Linked DNA regions of Homo sapiens: region 1 is linked to region 2. The links are chromatin loops, found by intact Hi-C in ENCODE. Cell type or tissue: PC-9. All regions are shown on one strand. Links, peaks and the distances in the headings refer to the core of each region. The heading gives the core; the rest is flanking DNA. Region 1 overlaps MAP1B (microtubule associated protein 1B). Region 2 has its middle 63 kb from the start of CARTPT.

What was found. Hi-C counts contacts between places; a loop is a spot of excess contacts. Peaks named below come from ENCODE experiments on the same cell type or tissue, not always from the same donor. Only the 100,000 strongest peaks of a DNase experiment are listed, where the experiment ranks them.
Region 1: it touches region 2 in a loop (5-fold over the local background); 9 of 110 quality-filtered maps call a loop at or near these places.

Annotation. Positions count from the first base shown.
Region 1 is chr5:72,123,438-72,128,818 of GRCh38, reverse strand. The region is part of intron 2 of MAP1B (microtubule associated protein 1B); the gene reads right to left. Among named protein-coding and RNA genes, the nearest start is that of MAP1B, 19 kb to the right of the region's middle. In PC-9, for the core only: no CTCF peak of the experiment used is centred there; a DNase peak (open chromatin) is centred at 2,738; H3K27ac peaks cover 1,292 bases.
Region 2 is chr5:71,779,942-71,785,322 of GRCh38, reverse strand. No RefSeq gene overlaps it. Among named protein-coding and RNA genes, the nearest start is that of CARTPT, 63 kb to the right of the region's middle. In PC-9, for the core only: CTCF peaks have their summits at 2,003 and 2,206 (motif pointing left); no DNase peak of the experiment used is centred there.

The DNA.
Region 1 (5,381 bases), core at 155-5,154, 340 kb before region 2:
AAAATATAAAATTAGTTGTTTGCCTTGGCATGTGCCTACAGCCCTAGCTACTTAGGAAGCTGAGGTGGGAAGATTACTGGAGCCCAGAAATTCAAGGCTGCAGTGAACCATGACGGTGCCACTGCACTCCAGCCTGGGCGCAGAGTGAGACCCTTTCTCAAAAAATAAAATAAAATAAAAATTATGTTTTCATAGGCAAGGGGATACAGGAAGTAGAAAGAAAAAAATGGTTGGGACTTAGAGGCGGGTGCACCCCACTGTATGCACATCAGGACAGTGCAAATGCAGTGAGCTAGTGCATACTTGCAAACTCAGGTATTTTCTTCGAATAACCTAGAAGATAGCCATGGTCTCTTTTTTCACACTTTCTTTTTTCTCTGTAGCAGTTTTGAGTGTTTTTTTTTTTTTTTAAAACAATATCTGCAATCAATGACTCTTTTTCAGAAGGACTATAACATCCAGGGATATTCCTTGTTCTATATTGAAGCACAATCATATTAGTATTGAGGACACCACCTCAAAATAAATAGTTTGCTCACTAATGATTCAGTGATAAGAAATCGCTACTAATCCGCACACCCTCATGTTTACAGTATAATTACCAATAGGTTCATCATGAGGACCCTGAGGCACAGAGAGATGATCTTCCTCCTGAGTCTTCCAAGGAAGATTCAATTCTACTGTTCTGAGTTTGGGTTCCAAGTAGGTAGCACGGTGTGCACTCATCTTGCCTGAATGCATGTCTCTTGAACTATATTTCAATAAAATGCCAGTATCTACCTAAGGGGAACAATATGTCCTTTTTTAAAAAAAGACTGTCTTTGAAGATATTATTCTATTTGGGTGGGAGAAGAAACAACAGATTTGTAAGTTCATGTCTTCTATAAATAATTTAAGTATATCTTGGGCTAATGTATAAATTTGGTTTAGGAAATTCTAAGTTAATTCTAGATAAATTTTAGGTGTTTGTGTAAAAGAAATGACTGTATTATTGGATTCTACAACTTTGAAAAATAATAATCCCACGAGGGATTATTGGCAACTCTCAATTAGCTAGAATATTTGATTAACCAAAACGTATTATCCATGGATATATTATCATTAATGTTGTTATTGTACATAAATTATTTCTTTCTGTTATTTTAGAATACTTGGTAAGCTTTGTTGTAAACACATAATATCACACCTAGGTTTTTTTTTAACTTTTTTAAAATTATACTTTAAGTTCTGGGATACATGTGCAAAATGTGGAGGTTTGTTACATAGGTATACACGTGCCATGGTGGTTTGCTGTACCCATCAGACGCCTAGGTTTTAATGAGTGAATTAACACTTTTTTGCAAATATGATCAAATTAGGGATGGAACAAATTGAAGTTTTTACCTTAAAGGTATTAAAAATCAACAGCCATTCAAAGATATATTACCACAAAAATCACTTTTCCTTCTGGATAATCATGACTTTCTGATAATGATTACCTGCATGTAAATTGTACACTGTCAGTAATAATCTGATTCGAAAATTGCTTCCTTCCCAAGGGTGTTCATATCTGCATGTACTAACTTGCTAAATTATGGTGTGCTAATTGGTAGTTCACATGACAAGATATGCACAGTTGACCATGCTTATTAAAATTCAGGCCATCCGCAGTTAGCGATAACAAACAATGTGCCTGGGACTTTTAACACCTTCAACCTGCAGATAATCCCTAGAACTCTTGAGGTTCAATCTTCAGCCTCCTTCCAAAGATCAGTGAATAAGCAGCTAACCTGAAGCTCAATGCAACACCAGATACCAACATGGAAATTCTCATTTTAATGGGAAACATATGTAGCTATTTCCTATTTGGCACTGTGAAGATAAAACACCCATGAGCTGACTTTGGGGATAGTCTCTATGCAAGTGTTTGACATTGTGCAAACATGATTAAATTTTGTCTTGTTTGGTTTGTCTGCAAGGTAAAGACAGGTGGGAAAAGCCAGGGCCAAGAATTCCCAAACTGGGAAATCAGCCTGAGTGTCATAAAGCTGTGCATCTTTCCTAAAATTAAGAATACTCATGGATGGGACAGGCAGTTTTTTCTAAATGAAATTCTTTCATTGATATTTTAAAGCCTGGATTAAAAGCCATTGTAAGCTGAATGAAGTAAGACAAGCTCCCATCTACATACGAGTGATGAGACAATTTAGTAAAAATTCATAGAATAATGGAATAAAAAAACTGGAAGGGACTCAGCAATCATTTAATCCATCCTTTCCCAGATTGTGTTTTACAGGAATCTAGATCCATGGGAGAGAGTGGTGATAGAAGTGACTAGTCAAATAGGCTAAGGAAATGTATGGTTAGACAAAATTGAACAAGTTTATACACATACAATTTATGCCTCCTCAAAAAATTAGATGGAGTATGTCACAGTTTTCAAACTTAAGTCACCATGAAATTCTTTTCCACTGACTATTAATGTTTTGCAGAACTAATGGCTGGCAGAACAAAGTTAAGATGACCTGATCTAGCCTAATCCCTTTATTTTACAGAAAAGGAAAGGACTGACAGCAGCTCTTCAGGGAGCACCATGGGCAACAATGCTCTCAGGTGTGGCCCAGAGCTGCTGCACTAGGTCAGGCTTCCTGGTCTCTCCGGAGGGGGAAGGGTCCTGGAAAGCAGCTTGCAATTGGTGTCCCCTCCCTGCTTCCCTCAACACAGGGACAGCTGAATCAGACACTCTCCAAAGTACCCATTCTAGCCTCAGGGCAGTGAAACAATTACTTCACATTTATTTCCTTAAAACATTTCACTTTCACAATCTCTTCCCTAGTGTCTTCAGAGTCTGCCAATGGACAATTTTCCAGCACTCAAAGATAAAGACAATCTTGAAATTAAGCTTATACATCCAGGTCAGGAGTTTTGTTCTCACATGATTTCAGAAGGGTGAATTCTTAAATTATCGATTCTAACTCTTCATCATTGAATTAATGGGCTTAATCTAAAATGTAGCTCCAAACTAGGAAATATTTTAATTCAGGCTGGATTCAAAATTCCCTGGTCACAAAGATGATTCAGTGCATTAGGATCTGTTGCATTTATGCCCCAATTTGCATGGATAATATTATTTTAATGCTTTTTTTATGCACACAGATTTTTTTAAAATAGCCTGAACAAATAGAATTTACAGAAGGACCTCCTTGCAAAATTCTCATTTGGCACTTATTATAGACTGGCTTGTTTCATTAGTTATCTTATTTCCATACTCAATTGTAAACAACTGAAGACAGGATTTACTTACAAGTCTTCTTATGGCCTGCAGAGCTAGGAACTGAACTGTGCCTTGCTGCAGGAACATAAATATTTAATGACAGATTGGCTGATAATAGGACACTAACAGGACACCTTCAAAAGGAGATACCATATAAAATGAAAGGATTGTCTCCTTTATAATAGATGAGAACAGATAAGGTTTTCTCTCTCTCTCTTTCTCTCATGTATGCAAACACACACACACAAACACATATGCACATTATACTAAACTAACTACAAGGCACTTGAGCATCTTGTGGGGCTGCTGGAACTTCACACCAAATACCACTTTCAATTGAATTGCACCACCAAAAACTCCTAGTATTTGAGCTGGGAAACTATCTGGAATTCTAGATAAAAAAGCGGTTGCTACATCATCCCTAAACAGGCATCGAGCTCCATTAAAAAGAGGAAGAATTCTCTTAGGCAGTTTTCACATCTTTCACACATCAAAACTTCCAAGTGAGAGGTTTTTAAAAGGCACAAGAGACAACTGCTCAAAATGGCTCTGCACTAAGGAAGCATTGTTCGCCTGGGTTCCAGAACTTATTTGATCTTTAATTTTATTGCAATAAGGATAACTTCTCCAAATGTGACATTCCCATTGATGGATACACTTCAGGATCCAAAAAGCCACATCTATGTAGAGCAGTGTTCCTGGGGCCAGGTGCACTAAAAACGTGTTGCTCCCTCAGGGGAATAGCTGTTCCTTCCTCGCACTATCCACGTGAGAAGCCAACAAGAAATCTGAATTTGAGCCACAATGCTCAACAGTGGCGTGTTTACTCACAGCTCCCATTGAAAACCTGTTTTATTGAGAAAGAAATGGCCAGATTAATGGCAAAGTGCGTGTTTAGAGGACTTCCCTCTATGACAACAAAGACAGTCCTCAGGATGTTCATATTTCGTCTTAACCCCTCAGGAATGCAAGGCAGCAATTTTGAGAGGCAACCTCAGCTTGAGTGTTTCAAATGAGGTGCGGTACAACTGCAGAGAGGAGCCACATTCAATAAAACACTACCCTAGCTTTTCAATTTTCATTCCTAATTACTTACTTTTATTTTTAAATCACATGTAGACGCTCTTGTTGCATTTTCTATAAGCATCAATTTCACCAGTCCTGACTATAGGCAATCCTTTAACCTAGAAGAGTTTATTAAAATAACATTATTATTGTCTTGTATTTATGTTAATTTCTCCAGTCCCTGTGGTGCACTAAGTGCGCTTCCCCAGAGTACCTCTTACTTTCTCACGTTTCTCTCAGACCAAGGAAATCTGACTTCACATGCAATAGAAATTACCCTTAGATCACAGCCGAGAAAACAAAAGGGGTAAGCCCTGGAGTATGATGTCTGGGGATACTTGATCGTTGCCTAGGTAGCATTTAATTAGTCCTGGGTTGCAGCTGGGAGTGGGGTGCTGGTACCTGGGTAACCTTTGTCATTGTGACTAAACCCATGGTTGAACAATCAAAATGCAATGCTTATTATACTCTCCATTTTCACCCCTTTCTTCTTTAGGAATTAGACACACACACTCTCTCTTTCTCTCTCTCTGACACATATACACAGTTCGCAAATTAAGAGAACTCTCACGCTGGGCAGGGTGACTCACACCTGTAATCTCAACACTTTGGGAAGTGGGGGCAGGAGGATCGCTTGAGGCCAGGAGTTCAAGACCAGACTGGGCAACAGAGTGAGACTCCTTCTCTACAAAATAATTTAAAAACTAGCTGGGCATAGGCCGGGTGCGGTGGCTCACGCCTGTAATCCCAGCACTTTGGGAGGCCGAGGCGGGCAGATCACGAGGTCAGGAGATCGAGACCATCCTGGCTAACACAGTGAAACCCTGTCTCTACTAAAAATACAAAAAATTAGCCGGGCGTCGTGGCGGGCGCCTGTAGTCCCAGCTACTCGGGAGCCTGAGGCAGGAGAATGGCGTGAACCTGGGAGGCATAGCTTGCAGTGAGCCGAGATCGCACCACTGCACTCCAGCCTGGGCGACAGAGTGAGACTCCATCTTCAAAAAAAACTAAAAAAAAAACAAAAAAAACAAATTAGCTGGGCATAGTGGCAGGCTGGTAGTCC
Region 2 (5,381 bases), core at 250-5,249:
TTCTTGAATAGATATTTACATAGAAATGAGGCACCAGAGCAAGTGCAAATATCCCCTCAGACTCCCTGTCTTCCTCAATCCAAATCCAACCACCTCCAAGAAACAGGGCTTTCCCCAACACTGGCATTTTCATTTTTCTGAATTTCTAAAGCCATAGGTTTCTGCTTAATTATACCTTTATTTACTTAAAAAATATTTATAGAGCACTATGTGCCAGTCACCATTCCAAGCACTCATATATATCTCATTTAATCCTTAAACAATTCCATGAGTGGGTATTAATATTACTAATATTATTATCTTCAACTTACTGATGAGAAAATTGAGGCATGAAAGAGCTAAATAACTTGGCCAAGATCACACAGCCAGTGAGTACTGGAGTCAGGATTTATCTATTTTTATTTTATTTTATTTTAGAGACAAGATCTTACTCTGTTACCTAGGCTTGAGTACAGTGGTACAATCACAACTCACAGCAACCTCGACCTCCTGGGCTCAATCAATCCTCCCACCTCAGCCTCCCAGGTAGCTAGGACTACAGGGTCACACCACCATACCAGGATAATTTTTTTTATTTTTTTGTAGAGACAGGGTCTCACTTTGTTGCCCAGGTTGTTCTCAAACTCCTGGGCTTAAACCGTCTTTCTGCCTCAGCCTCCCAAGGTGGGTAAGCCCCAGAATCTGTTTTTGTGACCACTATTCTGGGCCACTACCACCCTTGCCATGATTGATCTTCAGTTGTTTCATGCCAACCTGGGCTCTCTCGTTGTCCTGTGAGCCTCCTGACAGGTGGGACCACAACTCCTGCTGCTTTTATCACATTCCCCCATCATATTTATTCAATAAATGTTTATTAAGCACCTCCTTTGTTTCTGGCATGTTCTAGGTTCCAGGAATACAGCAATGAACCAGACTGTCCAATCCCCTCCTCATGGAGTTTACATTCCAATGAGAGAAAAACAGACGATACCCAGGCAAACAAGATACTTAGAGATCATTACAAGTGCGATAAAGGAATAAAACAGAGTGAGGAGTCAGGAGGCCTTGAGGCAGAGGGAGCCTCCTTACATCATGGGGTGAGAAAGGGCTGTCTGCGCTGAGCCCTGAGGAAAAAGAGCCAGCCAGTGAGGAGTTAAGGGAAGAGAGCTCAGGTGCAAAGAGCCTGAGGCAGAAATGGGCTTGGCAAGTTCTGGAAGGAGAAAGATGCCTGGAGGGTGACCAAGCAGGATAGGAGAGGGGAACAGAGCTCAGAGCTTGCAGGCCTGGGGAAGTTTGGATTCTGCACACGGTGTTGAGAGAAGCCACAGGACATGACACAGCGCTCACATGACACAGTGAACACTAAACGACTACCACATCTCTATACCTGGGTGCCTCTCTGCACACCAAGCTACCTGGAACCACTGAGCACTGCCTCCGGGGTGCCCCGTTACCCCCAAAATTGCTGTTCTAGTAGGGTGCCGGGGACAACCTTGTGGGCCTGGAGTCAGATGGTCTGAGTTTCAATCTCTACTCTTCTGATCACACGTTGAATGACTTTAGGCAAATTATTGAACCTAAGCTTCAGTTTTCTAGCCTGAAAAAAGTACATCATAAAGGACATATCCCAGATTACTGTAAGGGTTAAATGAGCGGATAGGTACCACATGCTCAGTCGTTCTTATGTTGTGGTGGTGATGTTTATTAATCGTGCTAGGAGTTCAGCCCTGAAGTGTAAACACTTCCTAGCAGAACGTGCTGTAATTTCTGGCATCAGCTATACCGTTTTCTGGGCTAAGAGCAACAGATCAGTGAAAAGGGTCTGAAAAGAAGAAAAAAAAAAACGGTATGATACAACACGTCTACTATTTCCCAAATAACATGACCTCTACTTTCTATTTTTTATGCAACACGCTGGAAAGTTCTAATGCATTCAAAATCCCTCTCCAAGCTCTCTCTGGTTTCTTATTAGCATATGTCCAGAGACAACATCAGTCGTGCGACCCTCTGAGGAGAATCGATGACTGAAAATGTAGCGCGCCATGACCAGAAACTCAATTCCCGGCCAGATGAAAAAAGAAGCCCATTTAACCCAAGGAATGTCAAGGCCAGGGTTTCTGTTCAGATATCCTGAGAAACGAGTTACATGGAAACGCCGAGACGGAGGCCTCCATCCCCACGCCGAGCATGTCTTTTCTTTGGTGCGCCAAGGAACCCATTAAGAACCAAGCCCTGGCGCCATCTCCTGGCAGTCTCGAAAACTGAAAAGCAGACGTTTAACACAAGGGACCCCTCCCTCTCCTTGACAGAAATTAAGTTCGGGGGAAAAAAACTGGTAATTTCATGGGAACTTCTGTGTTTTCAACCTCCTGTTAAATATTTGAATCGAGAAGAGCAGATGGTAGCAGTCTCAGCCATTTACAGTCCCCACAAGGGACTGTCCCTGCTATACCGCCACTTCCTTTGTTTCTGTAAGAGCTTGTCACTCAACAGAGGTACCAGAGATCAGAGCCAGCACATTTATCTGCAGTAGCTGGTGCTTGGCCCCACTCCCACAAGTGCACCCAGCATTACCTGAGGATAGTCCTCTGCCCAAATTAACATCTTCAAATACATCTACTTTCTCAAAATACTTTACACAAAGAAAGCATGCATGAAATCTGCCTTCAAAGAGGTGGGCTCCAAACTCACTGCAAAGCTGCAAGCCCAAGTTCACCTCAGTACCCAGAATCTCATGATAAGGATCAGTTTGGGGTCTTGCTCTCCCTAGGGAAAGACCAGGTGGCACCTTTGCCTTCACAGCCACTTTCACTTTCCAAGGCTTTGCCTGGCCCGGGGAGTTTCCGCAGTTAGCGTTCAGCTTCATACTCACCATAAAGCCAGGTAACTTGGCATCATTAGACACAGAGCCTGAAATGACTAGAAAAAATAAATCTGCAGGGTTGCTGACCAAGGAGTGAACCAAAATCCCCAGGAATTTGGTCTTATTCCTCTGGAAGGACAAGCAGGGTGGTTTTGAAAACAGGGAAGCCATTGGCTGGGCTGGTTCCTCCCTGCTTTACTCAGGGATATATATTTACTTATTTAAAATGCATTGAGCCCTTTCTGCTTGGCAGATAATGTAAAAAGCACTTTACCAGCAGTTCTTTATTTAATCTCAACAACAACCCATACAACTGGTATCATTTTTATTTCCATTTAACAGATAGAAAACAGAGAGAACTTTACATAACTTGCCCAAGATCTTAGAGCAAATAAATGGTAGAGAAAGGATTCAAGTTTATGCATCCTGATTCTTCTTAACCACATAAGAAAGTATCTCTCAGAGACCCAGGACTTGGGATTTTCATTGGCACTTCTGAAAACACAGCCACTCCTCATGTTTGTAGGATGAATGAAATGGGATAATTTTCCCTAAAGAAAAAAGGTGCCCTCCATAGCCCTTCGAATGTGTGTGTGTGGTGGGGGAGGAGGAGATGCAGTAGCATCTGGCCCCGAATTTTAGTCCTTCTTGAACAGCATATACCCCATGTAAATTCTTTCCCCTGAGTCTTCACACGCTTGATCCAGTTACTGAACCGTAGTCCTCATCCCCAGCCCATTTTTTAGGACCTTGTCCTTAATTTTCTCATATCATTCATGCCTGATGACTGATTTCTCATGGTTATTTGCAAAAGCACAAATACAAATGCTATTAACTGGTAATAAAACAAGCCAGCCATTTCTAAAACTCAGTGCTGGTGACTGCTTAGTGGTCTTTGGGGACCCTGGGTTTGCCAGATCCCACTAAAGCAAACATTGCTTTCGATACAAACTTGCCAAGCGTGATTTGTAGTGATTCGAGACCAGGACAAGGCAGTACACAGTCAGGTATGGGGCGGCCGGGTATGGGTAGTGAGTTCTACTCATGCTCAGAAATAGAAATGGTTGGCATGGTGGGAGCAGTCAGAGGGGAAGCCACTGCTCCTGCCCCTGCTCTCTTTATACCTTGCCTGACCTCAGTATCTGATGTGTAAAATGACAGAGCGCAGTTGATAACAAATCCCTTTTGAGCACTGACCATAATTCAGGCACTCTGTGGTCCTGGTGATACAGTGTTGAACAAGACAATGATTTTGTCCTAATGGATTTTATAGTGTGGTGGGGAAGAAGGGGAAGGCAGATGATAAACAGATAAATAGATAAGTTACATGGTAGGTAGTGATACAGGCTACAAATAAAAGTAAGTCAGGGTAAAAGGATAGTGAGTTGCAGTGGGGTGCCAGAAAGGGAGGCTAGGGAGATCTCTTTGATGAAATAACATTAGAGTAGGGGTGTGGATGAAGTGAGGGAGCAACCCAAACTCAAAGCTGTGGGAAGAGCATTCCTGGAAGAAGCAGCAGGGAGGAAAAGGCCCTGAGATAGGAACGACGCAATGTGTCCGATGAGCAGCAAGGAGACCAGTGTGGCTGGGTCACCAGGAGTGTTGGGGAGTGGCAGGAAATGAGGAGCACCCAGGAGCCAGAGCATGGAGGGCCTGGCAGGCCATGGGAAGGAGCTCAGTTAGGAAGCCCCTGAAGGCTTTAGAGTGTGTGCCAGGCAGGGCGTGGTGGCTCATGCCTGTAATCTCAGCACATTGGGAGGCCGAGGCTGGTGGATCACTTGAGCTCAGTTTGAGACCAGCCCGGGCAACATGGCAAAACCTCATCTCTACAAAAAATACAAAAAAAAAAAAAAAATAGCTGGGCATAGTGGTAAGTGCCTGTAGTCCCAGCTACTTGGGGGGCTGAGGTGGGAGAATCACTTTAGCCCAGGAGGTTGAGGCTGCAGTGAAATGAGATTGCACAACTGCACTCCAGCCTGGGTGACAAAGTGAGAATGTGTCTTAAAAAAAAAAAAAAAAAAAGTGCGTGTGCCAGAGTATCTCTAACTCTCTCCGAATCTAGGCCTTGAGACTTGAGCAGGACCATCCTAAATAAGTAGGACCTAGACTGGAGGAATACAAATGCTAAGTATTCACATTTAACATGGTATGGGCTCCTTTGCAGTTAGAGAGTCACTTAATTAGGGAGGTAACCAAAGCAAGCAGAAAAATACCAGAGTTAGAGGTTCAGAGACCAAAGAGAGTCCCAAGCATTTCATGAGCAAATTGGGAAATACGTGGTGCAACTGACCTCTTTAGGCAGCCAGTCCCTTATGCTGTCTCTCTTCTGGCCCAAGACTCTCAATATGGTGCCCTGTTAGGGCCATGCAAGGCCCTGTCCTCCTAAATACCAACCTGCCATTTGAAACTTATTCCTCCTTGTTTCATTGCCACTGTTATCTGTACTGTAGATTACAGGTAGTTGCTAATGTAAAATAAATCCAAGCTAACTTGGCACTTCCCAAATTTCCTAGAAGTCTACTAAGGTAGAAGAGAGAAA